Linked DNA regions of Mus musculus: region 1 is linked to region 2. A link is a loop called in an ENCODE intact Hi-C map of the cell type or tissue named here. Cell type or tissue: gastrocnemius. All regions are shown on one strand. Each heading gives the region's core, and the rest is flanking DNA. Links, peaks and the distances in the headings are about the cores only.

What was found. A loop is a pair of places that touch in the nucleus more often than their neighbours do. Peaks named below come from ENCODE experiments on the same cell type or tissue, not always from the same donor. Only the 100,000 strongest peaks of a DNase experiment are listed, where the experiment ranks them.
Region 1: a loop joins it to region 2, with 2.4 times the contacts of the local background. A loop is called at or near these places in 11 of 42 quality-filtered maps.

Annotation. Positions count from the first base shown.
Region 1 is chr8:82,937,784-82,940,283 of GRCm38, forward strand. The region is part of intron 1 of Rnf150 (ring finger protein 150); the gene reads left to right. Among named protein-coding and RNA genes, the nearest start is that of Rnf150, 76 kb to the left of the region's middle. In gastrocnemius, for the core only: no CTCF peak of the experiment used is centred there; a DNase peak (open chromatin) is centred at 996; H3K4me3 peaks cover 686 bases; H3K27ac peaks cover 2,500 bases.
Region 2 is chr8:82,858,229-82,864,653 of GRCm38, forward strand. Rnf150 (ring finger protein 150) reads left to right here and starts at 5,128. Exons shown (of 7, transcript NM_177378.4): 1 at 5,128-6,262. The coding sequence starts at 5,782. In gastrocnemius, for the core only: a CTCF peak has its summit at 4,972 (motif pointing right); DNase peaks (open chromatin) are centred at 5,038, 5,238, 5,642 and 6,243; H3K4me3 peaks cover 1,913 bases; H3K27ac peaks cover 1,785 bases.

The sequences.
Region 1 (2,500 bases), core at 1-2,500, 76 kb after region 2:
CGCACATACACATGCAGATACATACACATATGCACACAGACACACACACATACACACAGGCACACACATATGCACACGTATACACATGCACACACACATAGATACATACATACATGCACTTACACACATATGTAGGTTAAATATGGGATCCCGCATCCAGCCCAGGGTGAGGCACGACGTGGGAAGTTTGACTGTGCCTCCCACACCGCCACCAGGCAGGCGTTGGACTGTGAGAAGCCACAGAACCCTGCTCTGGGAGTGAGGAAGCGCAGTCTGAGTCCCCATGGACCTGCCTGAGTTGGGTCCAGATTTTTGGGCACCACAGATGCCTCTGAGTACTGCAGAAGAAGTGGCTCTGGGTTCCCCAGGCCTGTATGGAGGCCAGAGATGGCAGATTCTCAGGCTCTTGGACACTGCAGATGCCACTATATGTTGCAGAAGAGCTGAGGACAGAGTGTGGGCCGACTGGCGGGCTCTGGCACTGGGCAAAGGGGAAAAGAGCAGGAGGAGAGAGTTCTGGCTGGGTCCTGCAGGGAGGAGAGCCCTTATCTTGCTAGGTGGCTAGCTGGGATTGGGAAGCAGTAGCTGGGAACACTGGGAGGCCTATGCAGGAGGTTATACACACAGCAGCTTGTTAGTGGAAGACCTGCTCCATTGCTTCAGCATGGAGGATCCCCATGAGAAGAGACAGTCCATGGTTTTAAGGCATTTATTGTAGAAAGGCAGAGAGAAGGAGAGAGTAGAGAAGTAAAGGTCAGCCATGGCCATTTGGAGAGAAGGGAGAAGGGGATGCGGGGGGGGGTGGGGGGGAGGCAAGAGAGTAAGAGAGGGAGGAGGGAGCAAACAGCCCTTTTATAGTGGGCTGGCCTACCTGGCTGTTGCCAGGTAACTGTGGGGAGGAGCCTATCTGGCTGTTGCCAGGTAACTGCAAGGACTGGAGTCCAGACAGAACACCAGGAGCTTGGGGCATTGCTCTACTTGACTGATGACTACACACCTCTCTGCAGTAGGATCCAGGGGCCCAGGGGGCATGGCCAAACACCTGCCATCCCTTGCAGACAGAAGTCACCTACCAGGTCTCTGGCGCTCAAAGCCTGTGCTCGACTGGGGACCAGGCTGCCTTTCATAGCTCACCGCCCCACACACATACACCCACATGTACACACACATGAAACATACATACACATATACACATACACATTCTCATATATATATATATACACACATGTGCACACATATTCTCACGCAAAAAAAAATGTTAAATGTTTTTTTAAGGGCAAATAGAATTCGGTGTTCCTTCCAGTAATAAGGACAGCAACAAGTCTATATCCTGCCACATGGTCAACCAGTAAAAATGTCACTTCTCACGCTCAGATAAAGAATAGAATGAAAAAATAATGAAAACTGATGAGTCTGTGGTAAGCACTGAATCAAAGCCAAGGAACCTGGAAGTCAGATAAAGAATTTTAAAAGGTGGCAGGAATGGAGATGGCTTAGCTGTTAAGAGCACCGGTTGCACTTCCAGGGGACCCTGGTTCAATCCCCAGCACCCACAGGGCAGCTCATACGTATCTGTAGTTCCTGTTCTGGGAATGCGACATCCTCGCACAAATATATGTGCAGGCAAAACACCAATTCACATGAAATAAAAATAAGTAAATAAATGTTTACATGAAAACTATTGGAAAACCCCAAATGAGCATTCCATGACTTGCAGCAGGTTTGAGCTAAGGGTTCTTCAGGGACGATAAGTTGGTTACAGTTAAGAAATTGATTTGCTTTGGTTATGCTGTGCTGTTGGGTTTTGGGTGCTATATTGTGAATGCTTTCTTTTCATTGACAATTGTCTGATACAGTATTATCAAGGTTTCTCCAACAAATTTATAAGTTAGCAGTGCCCACAAGTATGTTGCAATTAAGATTTTCCTTATCAAAAAAGGAATATACTGCAATAGAGATTCCCTAACCAAACAATGATGTTCCCTTCATGCAACCCATCGTTCTAAATGAGGGGTGCATTGTCCAAAGCCTCTAGAAAGCTGTTGAACATAGAGTTAACACCACTTCCGAAAGGGGCTTAGTGTGCTAAAGTATGTTTTGCTTTGTTTTGTTTACCATATGGAAGATAAAATCCAAGTGCTGAGTCTGGTATTTTCAGACAGCTGTGACCTGTCCCTCGGCTGCCATGGTCTCCTCATCTCTGGCTTAGTCATGCAACAAATTTTGCAAGCACTTGCTGTATTCCAGACACAGCACAGACTGCAGCAGTGGAATAGGTCAGGCGCAGCCCTTTGTGCAAACCTTAAACTGAATCTCCCTAGGGTGGGAAGGGAGGCTATATTTTCCTTGTTCCTCATGCCTGTACTATGTGTATTTTTAGAAGCCTCCACATGCATTTCCTGTATGTACTCGTACAGATTTATGACTCTGTCAGCCCCAAACGCCCTGTCGTTCTGCCTCTCAGTTCCTCCTTCCTAATCGTTCTGGATGTTATTCAAAC
Region 2 (6,425 bases), core at 3,926-6,425:
TAACATCTGTCATCCAAACACCAGCAACAGGAGCAACTGCTGTGACCAGATACAATGAATGTTAGCACTGGAAAGGGACAAATGCCATCGATTGCTAGGATTGCGATTGTTCCATGTTTTAAGGAAACTGACCCTGTGTTGGAAGTGTGGTGGGGATTTTCATAGCATGTGTGAGGTCCTGGGTTCAATCCCCAAGACTACAGGCAGATGCAAACAAACAAACAAACAAGCTGAATTAAGAAGAAACTGTTCTAGGCAGGGGGTTGGGTGGAGTGGTGTCTAGCTTATTCTATGAAAGCTTATAACGGCTTCTGGGAAATAATGAACAAATATTATTTTCTTTCTCCCAACAGCCTTATCATGCAGTGATCAAATCAAGCAAAGGCAATATATTAAGGTTGTTGACGTGAGGCCAACTGAGGGCAATTACAGCTCAGTAGACATTTAGGAATTAGTACAGATAGCAACGTGTATCAAAAGGGGTGATTAGTCTAGCTGCAGTCTTGACCTAAATAGCAAATCAGGCGTAGAGTTGGGATTAAATCTCTGATGCCCAAGCTTTCCGTGGGAGGATATCTCTCCCCTGACTGTGTTCCAGGCCTCTTTATCAGCCCTGTGGGATGAGAATTCACCGTAAAATGAAAATTCATTCTAAGAAACATCTTTCTAAACAGCCCAATAGAAAGGGCGGGGAGAGGGTCTGGAGTCTATCCCTTCTGGCAATTCTGACAGAGTTTGAAGATGCTCCAACAGCTATTCTCTCAGCTGTCACGCTCAGTCAGTGTGTGAGGAAATGCTCAGTGTCTTGACTCACAGACACGCCCTCCCCTATCCCAGCTTCCTGGCTGGAAAGGACAAGCTGGTCCTAAGAAGAATATGGCAGAAGTAGCCAGCTCTTAAACACATCCAAGAAAAAGCAGTGACTTAGAGCAGAGAAAAAATAACAACAAAAGACACCCATGTGGAAAAAAATTAAAGAAAAAAGGAAAAGGATATATTGTGGTGAAGACATTTCTGTTGGTTTTGGCTCAAGTCCCAAATGAATTGTCCCAAGCTGACTTTCTGTATCGAGTCTCTCAAAACATATCTGTGATGTGAAGTTGTTTGGAAAGTTTCCGGTAAGAGCAAAGAAGCCCAGATGAAACCTCAACAGTTTATCAAGGGCTGTAACAGAAAGAGGTCAATTGATAAGCCAGAGTAGTGAAACAAAATAGCTATTTTAGCGGGTCTACTGTTCTGAAATTTGAGAATTTGATAAAAACACAAAGGAGGAAGACATAGATAGTATTAGTATAGTGTTATGCTCAAAAGAATGCTTCTGGGGCCTTCCATTTGTATCCAATGTGCTTGTATCAGGAATCAGAGAAATTGCTGGACTGTGAGCATTCTTACACTCCCATCTGCAGAATACATGGTCTCAGAGCAGCAAAGCAGCCCACCCTTGGTGGCAAGACACCTAGGAAAGCCATCATTTTCCCTAAGAGAGAAAATGAGGTAGGCCTGATGGCCTGAAAACAAGAACAGAGAATTAGGCAGAGGCAAAGGAAGTGAAGTTATAAATCAGAGTAAAATTAAGAAACTGGGAAATATCAGAGACAAGAGCCTATGGAGCAATTGCATTGTCCTTAAAACCATAGCCCCAGCCGAGTTCTGGAGAGAAAGTCCTTCTCCCAGGTATGCCAGGCTTTTTACCTCAGGGAAGCTACTCTACTTCTTTTAGTTAATGCTGCTGTAAAGCTGGAGTGAGGAACTAAGCACCAAGCAAGGCAGTCTATATATGAGCTTAGAATAGCACCTGTCTTATGGTCCAGTCCTCAGAAACCTCAGCTCCTTGTTAGTATGTAACACTTAATACTTACAAACGCCTACTCTAAGCCAGGCACTGTGGCAGATGCTTGGACCCGAAGTACTAGTAGGAAACCCAGCTGGTTCTTCTGAGATTATCATCACTAAATGTGTGAAATGGAATCAATCTAACTTGAACACTCCTGTTTTTTTTTCTATCTAAACCTAGAATTATTATTCTCACTGTGTTATTCTGATATGTATGTTTTTAGATCTGACAAACCAACATTCAGCATTCATTTGGATTACTACATCTGATAGTAAAATCTTTGATCATATCAAAGTCCTCTGAGCATCCAGAAGAGCACAGCCGCATAAAAGAGAGAGGTGACCATCCCCTGAGAGGGCAACTTAGGATGGTCTGACTTTCAAAGGTTTTGCTTTAGGCAAGTATTATGTTTTCGGTATCCCAACAATGCTCTGTGGTATTGGATGGCTTTTTCCCCTTCCATAGCCTCACTGAATATGTTTTGAAAGATTTCTTTTGTTTTCAGGCAGATCAAGTTATCTAAGAGTTTATTATAATAAAAGATACATGCTAATGAATGATCATCAATGTTGTTAGGTGGGACTGATCGATCAAGATAAATTTTTTTGAAGTAAGACAAAAGAAACCCAGACGTCGAAACTTCTATACATATGACCTCTATTAAATTATTAAGGTATGTACGTAAAGCCATAGTAAATTGTATTTGTAAATGACATAACTCACTTTGTAAAATGTCTAAGGTCAGAGTCTCTTTGAGCATGTTGGATACAATGGTGGTGAGACTCAGTATGGTTGCCAAGGTGGAGAGTGTCTACAGAAAATCCACTTGGCTGGTGCTCAGAGAACCGAGTACCCTCCACTCCTCAGTGTGGCTGCTCTTTGCTTCTGACTCAGACCCAAACCTCCTGAAAATCTGCTACCTCCACCAAGGAGTCCTCCAGAAACTTGGACTGGTAGAGAGTCCTCCTGTTGGGACTCATCACTGTTACTATTTTTAAGAATTTCTTAAAGAGCCCCCTTTACTTTGGTGCTTCATGAAGCCAACCTTAAAAACACAATTTGGCAATCTTATTAGTGTGACAATAACAAAAATTCTTCACATGCTCTGATCTAATCTTCCATAACCTAATAATGTGGCAAGCTGCACCAAACTGCCATCTTGGTGACTCTGGTGACCTAAAACCGAATACATCTAAAGCGGTTGATTCTTAAACCCAAAGTGCCCCTTGCAATCTTGGTCATCTTACAAAATGACAACTCTAGTTTGTAAATAAGTGAATCTGTTGGGTTTTTTTTTCCTTTCCTGTACCCTGCTACTTGAATGACAATTCTGAGACTAATTATTTGCTAATAAATGCCTAGGCCATAAGCCATGACTCACTCCCTAACTAGCTCATAACTTATTTAATCCATTCACACTATTCTGTTTTCCTCATGATTAGTTACCTCTCCTTCAGTCCCAGGCTGCTTCTTCCTTATCTTCTTTCTTAGCATCTCTCTGGAATCTCTCTTTATTCTCTCCCTGTTTTCCAGAATCCTCTCTCTTCCTGCCAATGTCCCACTTTCCACTTCCTGCCTCAGCTCATTGGCCATAAGCCTTTATTTATTGACAGGTGATGCATCTAAGAGATTCTCTACACCAGTTGCTTCCTGACTTCTGTATTTTCCTTACCACCCTCACCAAAGCATCAGAGAACAGTGCCTACCCCACCTCCAGAGCCCCCACGAGCCAGTCACTCCACTCCACCTCCAGAGCCCCCCACGAGCCAGTCACTCCACTCCACCTCCAGAGCCCCCCATGAGCCAGTCACTCCTTAGCATGCTCTGCCATTTCCTCAGCATGCGTTTCTCTTGGCTTTCCCCCCAGATTATTTTTGCAGCTCCTTAAGTGCCCTCCTTGCTTCTATCCTTCCTCCAGTACTGTCAGAATAAAACTTTGATGTTCTCATATAACACCACATTTTTCTGTCCAGACATCTCCCAGGAATCTTCCTCTCACCCAGATTAAACTGCAAGGCCACTTAGAATCTTCCCACCATTAATCCCATCTCATTCTTTCCATCGCTCATCTCTCTCCACCCCTGATGAGCTCACTATGGCTTCTGAACACATCAAACACCAACCTGTCTGATCTATTGTACCTACAACTCCTTCCTATTACCAACAACTGGTCCCCTAATAATCATTCAAGTCCTTCGTCCTTTGAGGATTATATTTAGACATAGGATATATCCAGAATCCATCTTCTGTTTTGTGATGTCCAGACCTAGGATGTGTATATTGTGACAAAAACTGCTGGGCTTCTCAGTGCTTCTCGAGAGGCACAGGAAAGAGAACCAGGTGGAAGATATAATGTAAATCATTAAGCACTACCATATTTGTGTATGTATAAATAAGTAGACATTTTATATTACTGGTTTCTGAAACTACAGAAACCATTAATGAGGAAGTGTAACAACCAACCAGATATCTAATTGTTAAAGAATTCTGCTATTAGAACACGACTCTAGGAAACTGTTCTCCACTGGTTTCTTTTAATCTCTGTCACAACTGGAAAACACAGCTTAAAATGGTAACGAACACACACACACACACACACACACACACACACACACACACATACCACCTACTGACGCTGTGAATCCTCTAAGGCAGGGCTATTAGAGTGGGAATGGAGGCAAAATGTCTCAATCTTAAAGTATGAGGAGAGGTCCATTTTCTAAGAAAACTAACGCCATGCCATGAGCTGGCTTCCAGAGCAGAGGAAAAGAAGTCACTTTTACCCACACCACAGACTGGTCCTTAGACCAGCAGAGTGTGCATCACCAAGGACCCCACCCCTGACTTAATAAATGTGAAATTCTCCTGAATTCATGCTGATCAGTCCTGGTTTAAAACTGGAATTCTGACAGCCACTGTCCTAAATATTCAGGTCTGGGGGGGCGGGGGGGAGGGGCCTCATGACCAATCAGTGCTGGGATAAATACCAGAGAACTCTCTGCACATCTTCCAGCAAACGGAAATGCTGTTCCAGAGAGGTTCCTACACTTTGCTGTATTTAAGACTCCCTCAATTAATTGTTCCCAATTCAAAGGCCTGAAGGTCCTTTTTACCTTTTGCCCGCAACTGTCGAAGCCTGAATTTGAGGCCCAGCAGAGGTCGCTGACGCCCAGGAAGAGAGACAGAGTGAGCGTTGCAAGGGGAGCCCAGGAGCTTTGACATCATACTAAGCTCCTCCTTGCACGCGCACATCACACACACACACACACACACACACACACACACACACACACACACACACACACACACACACACAAATACAGACACACACAAAACGCTGTATCCCTCTCCTCACGCTCTCCCCCATCCCATCTGCCCCGTACCTCCCCCTCCCTCGGCAAGTGAGTGTCCCGGGCGTAGCCACCTAGTCTGGCCAGAAGCGCAGCGCCTACTGCCCATGGGAACCCACGCATAACAGGAGCGACCTCCGCGTCTGCAGCGGGACCGATAGTCCCAGCACCGAGGATCTCCAGCACCCCACCCCCGCCCCGCTCGGCCGCGACAAGCAGAGCCGCCACCCCTTCCAAACCCGAGGACCCCGCCACCTCTATGAGAGAAGGCGACACGGGGCAAAGGAACAGGACGCCTGGCAGCCGGACTCCCCCGCAAGTGCGCGGCGCCCGCTCCGCGACCGCGCCGCGATCACCCGGGAAGCCCGATGCCAGCGCCGCGCTTCGGCTGAGAGGGGACAGGGCGGGTTTCTCCCGCTCGTCCCGGATCCGGTCTCCGCAGCGTCTGCGCGTCCCAGCCGGAGCTCCGCCGGCCAGGGAGTGAGTCGCAGCGACAGGAGAACCAGAGTGGCTGCCCGGGGTTGGCCGGGGCAGGGAAAGGAGGGACGGAGCGGGGGGAGGGCGCAGGGGGCGGGGAGGGGACCCCGGAGGAGAGAGATGACAATGTCTCTCATCCAAGCGTGCCGCAGTCTGGCTCTCTCAACATGGCTGCTTTCCTTTTGTTTCGTGCATCTGCTCTGCCTGGACTTCACCGTGGCGGAGAAGGAGGAATGGTACACCGCCTTCGTGAACATCACCTATTTGGAGCCCGAGCCCGGGGCCGCGGTGGCGGGCAGCGGTGGCGGCGCGGAGCTGCACACGGAGAAGAGCGAGTGCGGGCGATACGGGGAGCACTCGCCCAAGCAGGACGCGCGCGGCGAGGTGGTCATGGCCAGCTCGGCCCAAGACCGCCTGGCTTGCGACCCCAACACCAAGTTCGCCGCGCCGGCCCACGGCAAGCACTGGATAGCCCTCATCCCCAAGGGCAACTGCACGTACAGGGATAAGATCCGGAACGCGTTCCTGCAGAACGCCTCCGCTGTGGTCATCTTTAACGTGGGCTCCAACACAAACGAGACCATCACCATGCCCCACGCAGGTGAGCAACCCGGGGGGTGCCTGGCGGACGTGGGGGAGGGGAGCCCGAGAAGCGTCTAGGGAGATCTAGCACCGCCTCCGGGGCACCTCTGGCTGAGAAGTCCGTGCAGCACCAGAGACCAGTCTCTTATGTATGAACCTATTAAGTTTTGTTGTGCGTCGCT